Linked DNA regions of Homo sapiens: regions 1, 3 and 4 are each linked to region 2. The links are chromatin contacts, found by Hi-C or POLR2A ChIA-PET in ENCODE. All regions are on one chromosome and are shown on one strand. Each heading gives the region's core, a stretch centred on a gene start or an enhancer-like site at or near the end of the contact. The rest is flanking DNA. Distances are from core to core; before and after follow the strand shown.

The links. Hi-C counts contacts between places; a loop is a spot of excess contacts on that map. ChIA-PET counts read pairs that join two places held with the same protein, here RNA polymerase II (POLR2A). Pooled maps may share reads with other maps.
Region 1: a loop to region 2 is called in a pooled map, with 3 times the contacts of the local background. The contact joins two enhancer-like sites. A Hi-C loop is called at or near these places in 1 of 168 maps with a recorded cell type or tissue (heart left ventricle), 1 of 37 single-sample maps with no recorded cell type and 4 of 50 pooled maps.
Region 3: a map with no recorded cell type shows a loop between it and region 2 (7-fold over the local background). The contact joins the promoter of BCAT1-AS1 here to the enhancer-like site in region 2. A Hi-C loop is called at or near these places in 2 of 168 maps with a recorded cell type or tissue (GM12878 and MCF 10A), 26 of 37 single-sample maps with no recorded cell type and 11 of 50 pooled maps. POLR2A ChIA-PET finds 5 or more read pairs at or near these places in 1 of 52 experiments (activated B cell).
Region 4: a pooled map shows a loop between it and region 2 (12-fold over the local background). The contact joins two enhancer-like sites. A Hi-C loop is called at or near these places in 6 of 37 single-sample maps with no recorded cell type and 4 of 50 pooled maps. POLR2A ChIA-PET finds 5 or more read pairs at or near these places in 1 of 52 experiments (activated B cell).

Annotation. Positions count from the first base shown.
Region 1 is chr12:24,796,883-24,800,108 of GRCh38, reverse strand. No RefSeq gene overlaps it. Among named protein-coding and RNA genes, the nearest start is that of BCAT1-AS1, 21 kb to the left of the region's middle. Within about 2 kb of position 1,613, at least 3 of the 41 ENCODE cell types and tissues checked have a DNase peak (open chromatin) inside an H3K27ac peak, as active enhancers do.
Region 2 is chr12:24,359,530-24,362,998 of GRCh38, reverse strand. It overlaps a transcript of SOX5 not described here. Among named protein-coding and RNA genes, the nearest start is that of SOX5-AS1, 140 kb to the right of the region's middle. Within about 2 kb of position 1,403, at least 2 of the 41 ENCODE cell types and tissues checked have a DNase peak (open chromatin) inside an H3K27ac peak, as active enhancers do.
Region 3 is chr12:24,818,467-24,821,991 of GRCh38, reverse strand. BCAT1-AS1 (BCAT1 antisense RNA 1) reads right to left here and starts at 2,134. Exons shown (of 4, transcript XR_007063245.1): 1 at 2,045-2,134; 2 at 53-212. The region is part of intron 10 of BCAT1 (branched chain amino acid transaminase 1); the gene reads left to right.
Region 4 is chr12:24,741,017-24,744,504 of GRCh38, reverse strand. All of the region lies in intron 1 of LOC124902897, which reads right to left. Among named protein-coding and RNA genes, the nearest start is that of BCAT1-AS1, 77 kb to the left of the region's middle. Within about 2 kb of position 1,989, at least 2 of the 41 ENCODE cell types and tissues checked have a DNase peak (open chromatin) inside an H3K27ac peak, as active enhancers do.

The DNA of each region.
Region 1 (3,226 bases), core at 364-2,863, 440 kb before region 2:
CTCCATTTCCTCAAAGAGCTCTTCTTGCTTCTTGGCCACCTTGGCTAGAGTGGCTCCTCACCTACATCATTCTCATCTTAGCACTCTCTTAGTTTTCATCATGGCACATAGTACAATTGCAATTGTTTTATTGATTTGCTTGTTTACCCTCTCCTCCATTAAAATATAAGCACTATGCAGACAGACACCCTTTCTGTTTTATTTATCAATTGCCTACCATAGTCTTTAGCAATAGGAGATGTTTAGTGAATATGTTTTTCAAAAAAAAAAAAGGAAGGAAAAAAAGAAAGAAAAAGGGAAGCAAGCTAGCTTTCTTTTTTAAAAAAATTTATATTTATTTAGAGATGGGGTTTGGCCATGTTGCCCAGGCTGGTCTTGAACTCCTGAGCTCAAGTGATCCACCAGCCTTGGTTTCCCAAAATGCTGACATTACAGGCATAAGCCACCACCATGCCAACCTAGCTTTCTTTAGGTATTAATCCTTTGCCTTTTTTTTTTTTTTTTGCTTATCCATAAAAAATGTCTACTGACTATGGTTCCAAGCGTTTTTTCCCCAATGATTTCTATTGCCTGGTAAATTGAAATTTTCTTCATGAGGTAATTGGTTTGAAAGAGAATCTTGGAATTTTTCAAGTCTTTAGAAGAGACTTCTAGCTCCTGTAGTAGTAGTCAACTCTCTTTGGAGGGTTATTGTAGATTAAAAAACACACATATACCTTTTTACCTTGAGATAATTAGATTCACACGCATTGTAAGAAATAATTCATAAGGATTCTATGTATCCTTCCCTCAGTTTCCCCCAGTGGTACTATCTTGCATTACTATAGCACCTCACAACCAGGAAAATTATTGTCTTTAATAAAGTGAGGGTTTTTTTTTTTTCAGTTCTAATTCTTTATCACTCTCCACCTCTTTCACTAAAGGGCTTGAGGTCACTTATAAAAAGGACAAATATAATGCATAAAATTAATGTAATTAATTTTAAAATTAATTATAAAGGAGAAATCAAGGTGAAAAAGTAAAAAAATATGTTAACACTTGGGGCTAATTCAAAGTTTATAACTTGGTTCTCTGCAAAGTCAATGGATTATAATTAATTTAGATGTGGAAATACACCGACTCTTCAGAGGGAGAGAGACAAAGACTTTCTTGCTTTCTAAAAGAATAAAAAGTTTTAATAAGAGACAACAAAGTATGTTTCTTAAAAAAATACTTTCCTCGAGTTGCAGTGAATGTGACAAGTAGAGAACCACAACGCTACATATCTACCTTCAACATGACATGAGACTTTATTATAGATCTTCCAGGCCCTATGAAACACTCAATGCTAAATTATCAAACTTCACTAAATGACATTATATTATTAAACTACTATCACAGGAAGCAGGCAATTATTGAGTCATTTACAAATATTCTCATTCTCCTCCTTCTGGGCCCTTGTTAAGTTTGTGATTTCCTGGCCCCTTGAAGATAGGCTTGGCCAGTGACTTGCTCTGACCAATAAAATATAAGCAGGGGTGACATGTGCCACTTCTAAGTGGAAGCATTTGATTGCTGGTGCTCAACTGCAAACTTCCTTTTCCCTACTTCAGTGGTCACAGAATCACAAGTTTCATGAAACATCTGTCATCTTGGGTCTGTGAGTGACTAAATTAGGCAGAGATCCCTGCTGATCTATGTTAGACATGTTGCATAAATAAGAAAAAAAACCTGGCTGGAATCATTGAAGTTTGAGGGTTGTTCATATTACAAATGTTAAAATGGCCTATCTTGATTGGTATTGAAAAAAAATCCCTTAAAATGTATTTATTTGACTATTCTATCAAATCAGGCTCTGATTCTTTGGGCTAGATATTGTCCATTTCTTCCCCTTACTGAGTAGGGAAAAGACTGGTCCCAGTATCTATAAATGGATCTCTCTGCCAATTTAGTCATAAGTAGGATTTACTCTTTGTGCTAAAAAGTAATCCACCCATGACAATCCACATGCAAATGACTCTAGTAACACATTGAAACTTTGGGAACATGACTAGCCCAATAACAACTCATTAACTAGTTAAAGGAGAATAGCAGATTATTAAAACCCAAACCTAGAGGGTCAAGTTACAAAGTGATTGAGACTCCGTGAAATGGAAGGTTGGCTGCGTTTGTTTTTGATACTCCTGAGACCTGCCATTGATGTGGCCTGCATCTAGCACTTCATCCTTAAAGCACTGTGTTATCTTTGGTGATGAAAGGAAGGGAGAAAAGGTACTCATAGGCAGCATTTTTAATTATCTGTTAATTGGATGAAATGGCAAATAAAGTGCCTAAAGGCCATATGCATATTCATAGATTGTCTTCAAAGGGTACCATTACTAAAGCCAATGAAAAAGATTATGAGTTAATATTGGATTGCGATTTAGGGCAGAGCAGGGCGAGACATATTCAGATATCTTTCTCCAAATAGTTACTAAGATTAATTTGTCTCCCTGGTTTTATATGAGGATGGCGGTGCTACAATTTGCCTGGAAGTAGAGCATGTTTGTCAAAGTAGCAAGTCCCACAGCGGGTAGTTGTTGGCAATTTTCCTGATTGCTCTGGGTGTACGATACTCTTAGGCACAGGATGAATATTTTACCCAAAATAAAAGTTTAGATAATATTTTTCATGATATTCATGTCTAATATGATTTCCATCAGAAACAATTATTTCTGCTTGTGGTAGAAAGCAAATACAATATTCTCTTTGTGAATTTCCATGGGAACATGAAAATAATTTTTTTTTAAGCAGTAGCAATTTTTTTATTTTGACAGAGCTTCCAAGAAAAGTATGGAAAAGAGATTTTGGGATACCATGTTGAAATTCTTTCTCTGCTTTGCAGAATATTTCGACATTTAAGATTTAATGTTCAAGTGACAATGCAGTAAGCATAAGTTCCAATTCCACAGGGCCCAGAATGGATGAGAATTACACACACTTTCCTCTGTCTGTCCTGGTTCTGCCCCGCTGCTGAGGTCACTGCAGGGGAAGATATGGAAGGAGAAAAAGCCACACACATCCCCAGGGCACCCTCTAAGTGCCTGAGTTTTTTTGTCACTATTTTCCTGCCACTTCAGATAACGCAAGGCAGCTGGCAAAATACAAATGCTCAGTGACCAAAGTTTGGAGATTTCCAAGATGAAAATATTTTCACGTTGTTAGTTTCATCTTTGTTAGTTGGGTCTATCTGAACGAGCTATTGACT
Region 2 (3,469 bases), core at 154-2,653:
TTACGTATCTGTGAATGATGAATTTGAGGAATTGGGTCTTGCAAATCACTTAATTCTACTGGTGGATCAAGACACTTTATTATATGTATAATGCTGTTATGCTAATAGCCCTCCTTTTTTTTTTTTTTTTTTCACTGTGGTTTCTTAGCCCACTGTGATTTTCTTTCTGAGATCCTATAGAATTTGAGAGAAAAATCCCTGAATAAAATATCTAGCTAATTATTAAATATCAAACTCATCTAAAGTATTGAGTTAGAGGGGAAAGGGTAGCACGCCTATAACTGACCAGCCAGGTTAATATTAGTTTCCTGGTGTCGACTCCTTACCTGATCACAGAGTCCTGTCATCAGGGCTGATTTGAGTTGTACTATGCACTAATTTGTGTAAGGGAGAACTGGGCTGTGAAGAATTCTATTTTGTTTATAGTGTCTATTCTGATAGTGATTTTATCGTCCATTTTATAGGCTGAGTGTTCCAGTTGATTCCCTCTCCCCACGCCCTCTTAAGTATTAATGTCTACACAATTGATCTGGTTACCCGTGAAGTCAGTCCAAATAGGCTGTTACGGTGACTGAAAATACAAGACCAGTAATTTTAAAACCTAGAGGTTACTGTCTTGCACAAAAGGACTAAATCTTAGCAGGAAATCCCCAAGTGAAAAGATGATGGGACTGAATTCAGCACTCTGTATGTGTGACTTGTAATAACAAACATTATTTTTTTGGCTGTGATATTGAAGGAAATATCCAAATGTGCCCCTTATGACTTCTGTAACGTACTTTTAATTGTCATACTCTGGAGCTATCCTGGTGCATGCATGGGAAAGAATATACATATGCACATATCTCTATATTTGTAGGCACTGTAGTCAAAACACTTATTTGCCTAGCTGACTTAGCTGCATAGTTGACTTACCCACCCACCATCAAACCCTCTAGAGGAAATAGGACAGAAAGGTCACACAGAAGCAGTAAAGCCAATGATCTCTTATAAAACAGTTATTTAGGTTCTCAGTGGCACTGTTCATCTTCTGGAAGGGAGATCACTCCAGTCTCTGCCCATCCCTGTGTCATCAGCGTAGCTCTGGACTCTTGGAGTAGAAGAAGAAAGCCTATTCTACCTTGTTGCTGCTGTACACTCAGGTAAGCCTGAACTGAAATCCCAGAGAGACTGCTGTACCAGACAGGCTAGACTATGGGGAGATTCTAGTGCTGATGGAGGTCTTTACAGGGCTCAGTTTGTCCTGTCAATTTTAACCATCGTTTAAAATTCCACTTTTTCTTATAGGGGTTTAAATTTAAATGCAAGACCTGTATATTTATGCACATGTGCGTGTGCGCACGTGCATGCGCACACACACATGCGCACACACACACACACACACACAAAACCTGAAAAAGCCTCATCACTGTTGGTTCACTGTTTGTTTCAGTGCAGAATACTTAGAGTACCTGTCATTTACTGAGGACTTTCTTTGTGCCAGGAATTGTTCTTGGGCTTTGCTTGTATTATATAATTTAAGCCTCCTACAGTACCCCATGAAACAGGTAGTATTATTATACCCACTTTTTCAGCTGAGGAAATGGAGACAGAGAAATTGAATAACTTGCCATGGTTCAATAGCTAGTAAGAGGTGGGGCGGGATTCACACCCAGGCAGAGTAATCTCAGGGCTCGAGCATACATTTTTCTAGGTTGATTTATAAGCAACATGCAGTGTTTCATGTATGAGAAGAATGCACTGGGGCCATCACTGAGCAAGAAATGGGATCTGCATTGTTTTTGTTGTTGTAATGGTCATGTAATTTCCTCTCTCAGGCCATGGTGTGACCAATGGCAAACTTTTTTTTGAGAGAGCCAGTCAAAACTGCATGGAATATTCTATGGCCACAGAAGAGAAAGGAATGTGCTGGTCGATACGAGGAGCTGACCTAAGACCTTGCTTTCACTGTAACCACAGTAAACAAGCGAGTTAATGAACCATAGATGTTTAGTGTGTCATCAGCGTCTTTCAATTTTGTCATCCTGGGTAGCTACCATCAAGAAGGACGGAGTGCCCTCTATGAATATGTATTTAGTACTAGATATAGCAATTTATTCTTTTGAAGAGCACTTTATCATTTTGGTTTTGATAAATGTATAAACAATAATCAGTAGTTAGGGGTTTCAGGCGAAAATGGATGCCATTATTAGTGATTTAACAAGTTTTCCTGTGAATTCCATGTGTATCACTCAGTCTGGATCTTGCGACCCAGGGATACATATATCCAGTTTTTAGAACAGCTCACTTTAAAAGCCTCTTGCGCTATGAACCACTAAGATCTCAGAACTACAGTAGTTACTAATTTCCACACTTTCAATATGTAAAATGAAGTACTCAGACAAAAAACCTCGAGGCTGCATAGGTCAGAATATTTGCTTAAACTAATAATAAGATTAGCTTTTTTAGTTCTAGCTCTCCTTTTCCTATCTATTTGCCTTGCTAACAAGGCCTTACTCCTGTTCAGTTACCTAGTGCCATGATCCCTCTACTTTTTGGACTTTTTATGATAATTTGAGCTGATTTTCCTAGTTGACATAAAGAATTTCCATGAGAATAATAAAACATAAGGACTATTCATCAAATAAGAATGATGAAAACACGAAATTTCACCCAAACTGGGCAAAAGTGCATCTCACTGCACAGAATTCCATAACATTTTGAAATTTGGTCTTTACAGATATTTTTCTCTGCCTGAAACATGTGTGCTGGTTCTATTTATATAAGGGAATAGTGACATCCTGTGTGTAGCTAGACTAATTGCCTCTGTAATTAACCTATTTGAGGAGGAAGTTACACAGAAATAAAATATCACTGAGTACTGAAAGAGGCAATTTTGTTTTAAAGCAAACTTCTAAGTAACTTTACCAAAGGCTGTGGATAACAAAAAGATTCTGTCTCCTTCCCTTATTTTATTCAGCTTCTCCCTTCCCTCCGTCCCTGCCATCCTTTTTCTTTTCTTCCTTTTCTTTCTCTATACAATTCCACTAATCCTCTTCATTTTCTCCCTATGACCTTTATTCCCCATATTATAAGCTAAAAATCTAGTTGTTGTGAGTGAAGATTCTATTTTTAAATCCAGAATTGGGGAATGATGTAAGTGTGGTGAAAAGAGACAGCTTTTTTGTTTTCAAGGCTATTCAAATGTCTTTGCAGGTCAAGAGTAGGTAGGGTATGTCTAGAATCATTTGGATGTCTTAGAAGCTGATGACAAAAAATCTTAGCCTTCTTCCTTATCCCTTGATAAAATATGTATTAATTAAATTTAGAAAAGAGCACGAGAGCATGCAAAAGCAGGGTTTCTGTTGACTTCTTAAAACCAGCAGAAATTATTGGAATGCAATATGTTGCAATAGAAAGAGTACAGTTTTTGGAGTCTGAATTATTCAGATCTCTTCCCAAAAGTATGGCTAAGGGGGAGCAAGAAGAA
Region 3 (3,525 bases), core at 885-3,384, 460 kb before region 2:
TTCTGCTCTCTGATGCCTCCAGGTTTTGCTGCACCTTCTAGAAATTGCTCACCTGGATAAGGCCTTGGCTGTCCTTTATGACTCATCTCGTTCAGAAGCCTTTTGAATCTCTCTTGAAGAATATTCCCTTTGCTCAGTCCAAATACACATTCACTCACTTGAATGCTGCTTCTTCCTCCAGTTTCACAGTGCTGGGGATGATCCCGTAAGGCCTTTAAATTACATTATAATTAGTCATGCACTTCTCTCTGCTCTGGGGCTGTTTGAATCGTTCACTCTCTTTATACCTCCAGTGTTCAGCACAGAGCCTAGGGTATAATGCGTATGCAGTAATGTTTCTTGAAGGAGTGAATGGGCAAGTGAAACACCAAACAAATACTAAAGAGCAAAACATGTATTGCTCTTGTATATTAACACATTCCGAGAAGAGATGGGAGGAAGGTCTTGAATAATATCAAATTATTTCTTAAGAGATCTTGATTTAGATTTTTTTCAAAATGAGATACATGTTGACACTGCTGTCAACAAATAATCACATAAAAGCTAGAGCCTGGCTTTTAAGTATCAGGGGGAGCATGTGTGAATAATCAGCATTGCTGCTGTTGAAGCTCCATAAAGTGGGAAGCAGCGACTGCAAAGATCCAGAGATGGACATCTGAAGCATAGGAAAGGGGCAGCTTGAATGAGATAGGAGCAGGATCTGTATTGATTGCAGGTCACCAGATAGAATTAAAAAAATCTATGTTCTCACTAGTGGCTACAGTTTTCAAGGACAAATGACTATTAGTGGTTATTGTATTTTTCTTGTTTTCAATGGAGCAGCTCCATGACTTAGTTACATAAGAAGTTAAAGGCTCCACCCCCTTCCCTACCAATGTCTTAAGCTGTCCTCCGTGTGCATACAAACTTTGTTTCCAGACTGCCCTCGTGTGACTCAGTCCCTGGACCAGCTTCCCAGCCCCTTCTGTTTCCAGCACATCCTCCTCCACGTGTTACAGGATTACAAAGCTTTGCACAGCCTTTCAATAGGGTTTAGAGCAAGAATGACAGATTGCTACCTGGTAGGCAGCACTGACTATAGTTTTATTGGCGTTGCGTAGAGTGACTGCATGACATGCAGGTTGTGCTTTTGTTTTGCCAGGAATTTAAAGGCATTTAGCAAAGCCGTATGAAATTATCTGCCTTATGTACCTCGAATGTGAGGTAATGAACTTGTCATTAGTCGTGTTTTAGTTTAGTGTTCTCGCTGGAATTTGCAAAAGATTAAAATTCTGCACATTTCATTAAGTCTTCCACATGGGCTCAAAATACCATCCCGCAGGCTCGACCTGACTTGCCACGTTGCTTTGACACCATCTCTGATTCCAGTGAACAAAACTAAGTAAGTGTGACTTACAGCCGCCCTACCAAACATTGAAGGTGTGAGCCTGCACTGTTGTTTTGTAATGACAATGACAAGAGTATAATGACAAGAGTATAATGACATCCTAGTCCATGAAGACATGTTTTCTCTTTTCCCTCCCTCTATGTATACTTACTTACTCTTAAGGAAATAATATAATTTCTATTTCTGCTTAAATCTGCCATCTCTACTTAGAATTATTTTCCCTTGAAAAATTAAATTGCATTATCCATCAGCCAAATGGAAAATCTGATTACTAAATGCCTACTTCTAGACATTATGAATTACCTGTAATATCACATTTCTTGGGCACTTCTCAGAATGCTATGATTTTACATAAAAGCATAAATTACAGAATGAGAAGAGTAAAGCTTAGTGCATATTATGCAGGTTCGCAGAGTGATATGTGGCCTACGACTGTCATTGTAATCAAAATTGATTTTTGATCATTTATAAAACTAAAACAACTAATTGAAAGCAAATTTACTTTAACTGATGAAATTCAAGATGAAGTGACAGTAGTCATGAATCACAGTTCTGTAGATCTGCTAAAATGCCAATGAACTGTTATTAATGGTGAAAGTGTTTAATATATTAATGGGAATCCAAGTAAGGAAAATAAAACACATATTTTGCCCTTACCTTAAGTCATGTTGACATCATACATAAATCAGGTAGAATTTGAAGATGTTTCATCCAGCATTCATCATGAAGCAACAGAGTCAATAGCGGGCAGTTACAGTCTGTAGGCAATGCTTTCTGGTGTGGATTATGCAAGAAACTTACAGTCATTTGGCTTCCTTTATTCCCCTTTGCATGTAAACTACCAGGTGGTAGGTAGACCCATTCTTGGCTGCCAGTATTTTTACCACTTGGATAGATTCTGCTCTCTGAGGTCTTTAAGACAAACACAGCACATGTACATTGTGATATAGGAGAAAGAACATCAGACAGAGGCAGAGAACTGGGCTTGTCAAAATTAAGGGTGACCTAGAGCCTTAGTGTCCTTATATGTAAGATGAGAAGCTTGGATTAAAATTCATTGCTCCTTACACTTGATTTTTATGCAGCAGAACTTTCTTCAAAAGAGATCACTCCTGGAATCCCAATATACAAAATGGATAAAAGTAGGATTGTTCTGAAGTAAAGAAGTAAAATCCAGAGCCCCACTTATTTGAGTCATCTCCTACCTTTTAGATGGTTATTAACATTGTTTCTAGTTCAGAAATTCTGATGTTTTATATTAATTTAAACTAAAGTTAAATTAGGACTAGAAGAGCCATTTCGTGTGAAAATAGACATAGTCTGAGTGATTTAGGCAAACCCATAGTGACAGATTTAGTGGCCTGATACACTGGCTTGGAAAGATCTGTTCCAAGTCAGTCTCAATACACAAGGCTCGGTGAACACATGGCGAGCAGTCTTGGTGGTGGTCAAGAACATGGAATTTGCTGTGAGAGAGAGCTTGGTTAGGGTCTGGGCTCTTCCATCTGTTAACTGCAAACTTGAGCAAGTTATTCAATCTCCCTAATATTCAGTTTTCTCATTCATAAAATGGATTGATAATGGTACCTTCTATGTACAGTTACTGTGGGTATTAAATGAGGTAATAAGCCTGTAAAACTCCTGGCATGATGACATTGGCCTACATTAATTGCTCACAGAGTGAGAACTTATTATAAACACAGGCATTTTTGTTGAATGACTGACTGATTGAATGAATGAATATAGAACTAGCTTTCTATTTGTGATGTATGGAATATCTCTATTTCATTTAATTTCATTTTGAATATTAAAATTCAGGCTTGCTTTTAAACCAAAGTATTTGCTGATGCAAAGAATGAAATTCTGACTATGATACAGTTACATAACTTTTGAAGAAATAAGAAAAATGCTAACACAGCATGAACAACTTTGATTTAGAGAACAGAGTCTCTGTTAAAATCCATGGGACTTGTCAACTTCATATTTTTGTTTATGAGCATAAAACACTCTTTAGTGCATGTCGGAATCATTTGATGCTTGCTGAATCACAGGTTGCTGGAACCCATCCCCAGATTCTGATTCAGTCTGAGATGAGGTCTGGGAATTTGCATTTTTAACTTGTTGTCTGGTGATGCTGA
Region 4 (3,488 bases), core at 740-3,239, 380 kb before region 2:
CTTTCTGATTGCCGAATTCCTGCATATTTGTCTTGACGGTATATAAATAGGGGTTAGAAAAATCTTAGAGACACCATCAGTTTAGGCATTTTAAGATGTTGTCAGGACCAACTTCAGTTGCCAGATAAATCCTGTCTGAAGGGAAGTGAGAGCACATTGACAGAATATAGTGGAAATTATTATGGCAACATAGAATTGTAGAATCATAGGATTGGAAGAGGGCCAGAGGCTTATCTATTCTGGCCACCCATGTCTTAGCTCCAGTGTTATAGACACAGAAGAAAAAAACAAATTTAAAAGGTGTTAAACAATAAGGGCCAGAGAGTCAAATATCTTTTCAGCATTCTCCTTTGATCTGTTATTTTCTCTTTCCTTTGAGCACCAGGAAAAGGGATTCAACTATGGAATATATGTTTAATGCTGCAGACAGCAGCAACACATATGGTATATGCATTGCTCTTAAGTGGTATAGACGGGGCTGACTGGGGGATTATGACATAAGGAATGTTCGCTGGCACACTCCTACCTTCACTGTCTCCATGCTCCTCACCAACCCTTCTTTCTCTCTTCCATGCCAAGCGGTACTTCCCCTCTAGGCTTAATCCAACCTTGATTTCTTCACTTGTAACACAGCAATAATTTTACACACTTCACAGTGTTGAGAAAATTCCATGAAATAATGTCAATGATGTCTTTTTTTTTTTTTTTTTTTTTTTTTTTTTGAGACGGAATCTTTCTCTGTCACCCAGGCTGGAGTGTAGTGGCATGATCTTGGCTCTCTGCAACCTTCCCCTCCAGGTTCAAGCATTTCTCCTGTCTCAGCCTCCCAAGTAGTTGGGATTACAGGCACCCACCACCATACCTGACTAAGTTTTGTATTTTTAGAAGAGTCAGGGTTTCACTGTGTTGGCCAGGCTGGTCTTGAACTCCTGGTCTCATGTGATCCGCCCACCTCAGCCTCCCAGAGTGCTGGGATTACAGGTCAATGATGTGTTGAGTTCCATGTTCAGCACATGTTAAGGCCTCAGTAAGTGATATTTTTAATTATTTCTGCTAATTGCTAAAGGTGTAATACATCCAAGGGTATTTAGAATATAAAATGGGACTTGAATATGGGAAAAACAATCAAAAGATGAGGTTGATATTTGAGAGCAGAGAGCTACCTATTCCACAATTATTTAATGGACATCTACTATATACCAAACCCTCTGCTTGGGGGCTGGGAATAGAAGTTTAAAAAATACTTATTTTTCTTAGCCTCATAGAATGAATAGTCTAGTGAAGGAAACCAACCATGAGCCATAACCACACAAGAGTCTGTGTAGCTATAATTTTTTTTTTTAAAGACAGGGTCTCCCTCTATCACCCAGGCTGGAGTGTAGTGGCAGGATCACCACTCACTGCAGCCCCAACCTCCCAGGCTTAGGCAATCCTCCCACCTCAGCCAACCGAGTAGCCAGGACTACCCGCTCAGGCTACTGCACCCGGCTAATTTTTGTATTTTTTGTAGAGACGAGGTTTTGCCATGTTGCCCAGGCTGGTCTTGAACTCCTGGACTCAAGTGATCTGCCCATCTTGGCCACCCAAAGTGGTGGGATTGCAGGTGTGAGCCACCAAGCCTGGTTCCTACAATTGTTAATAAGAGCAATAAAGGAAAAATACAGGAAGACGTGAACCTGTATTATGTGAACATCAAATTTCAAAAGAGATGGTCAAAGAAGCCTATCTGAGACGTGACATTTAAGTTGAGTTAGGTGAGGAAGAGGTGGGAGACACCTCTTCCTGACAGCACAGATGGGTGTATGGGTGCACGTCTTGGGAGACTGGCCTTGAGTAAAGTGGGAGGAGTTGTAAAGAGAAGAAATTGGCTTACATGAGGAGACTGACTGTCTTTGCTCTTCCCCTACCCAACCCCCACGGTCTATTGGTTCCACTGCCAGGAACTCAAGTTTCGGGGGAAGCCACACTGCAGTGACTTCTCAGATTGAATTGCAGGGGACTGGGGCACTTCCTTCATTTCTCACAAAGCAGATGGCTGCTTCCCTTTTCATTCCTTACTTAAAAGGTACTGCATAAAACTCAGCCTGTTGTCTCAGTATTTGTCCACCCAAGTGAACCTCCCGGGTCTCTGAAGCCAAGATTGGGCCTGAAAGCACCTTTCAGTCCCAAACCTTAAGAACTGTAGGATTTGATAAACCTAATATGACCCTGACTTTCTTGTTACTTTTTAACTCAACTGTGAACTGAGCTTAAAATCTTTCAAAGAAAACCTAGGGAACTTGTTTCAGCTAGACCTAAACTCATGGGTTTTTTTTGTTTTTTTAAACTAATAAACCAGAATTAAATCAGAACATTGAACAGGCTGAACCTAAATAGTTATTTCATTTTGTTTGAGTATCTGTCCTGAAGAAAGAAGATTAATTGTGGGGCCATTGAAAGATTTTTATGTTTGGTTTCATTGCAATCAGAAATTGCAATCAATATTAATAGATATTTGGGAAATTTCAGAATGTTGGTTTTCATTTTTCTGAAGACATTTTTGGCAAGAAATATGTATTTCTTGTTGTCAGCCTAGGACTTCTACATTCCCCCTACAATTTTCAAGTGCCTCTAATTCCTGTAAGAACCAGAAAATTGAGATTTATGTCAAAATTAAAAAATAAAAATTAAAGATTTGGTTCTTTCTTGGTGCTCCCTCTTGCTTTCCATTATAATTGTGTTTTATGTTAGTCCTGGTAAAGGAAAAAGCAATTTGGGAGTGTTTTATTTCTAGTCAAAAGTTTCTTTTTTGTGAAGAGACGTGGAAAAGCCAGATGAGATGGGGCAGTGTAGTGACATGCAAAAACAATTTTGACTCAAGAGATAGAGTCCATTTGAGAAAACCCTTTTGGGTCTGGATACTGCAGCGAGTTGCATTTTGTCCCTTGGTACCAACAAGAGCAGGTTCTACCGAGGCAGTGAGTTCCTCTTAATGCTTCATTGTTTGCAAAGCATTTCATAAGTTGACTTTGGGTTCTAGACACCGAGTCCTGGGTAATTGCTCAAAATTTCCCCTTTGTTTGAGCTCCAGTTGAACCGAGCCATGGTGCTTAATGATAACCTCTCAATTAGTAGCAATGCTAACAAAGAAAGTTTCAAGTTGAGTTGCTAATGACCTAGTTTTTGACTTTCGAAAATAACCGGAGCTCTAGTAGGATCTTTCAGATAAATTTGAATTCGGTTGCAAACAACGTATCTATACAAACACAAACCTTCAACTCCTACCCACCCTACCCCCGCCACCCTACCCACAGAAAGATCCATTTTGGAAAGAAAAACATTTCTGAGTCCATTAAGTTCTAAACCACTTTTATATTTTACCATTTAATTCTCATAATAATGCAGTGACATAGGTTTTATTATCTCGATTCTTCAGATAAAAGAATTGAACCTGCTTTATGTGCAGTGACTACGTATCACACAGTTAGTAGGGGGCAGAGCCAAGATTT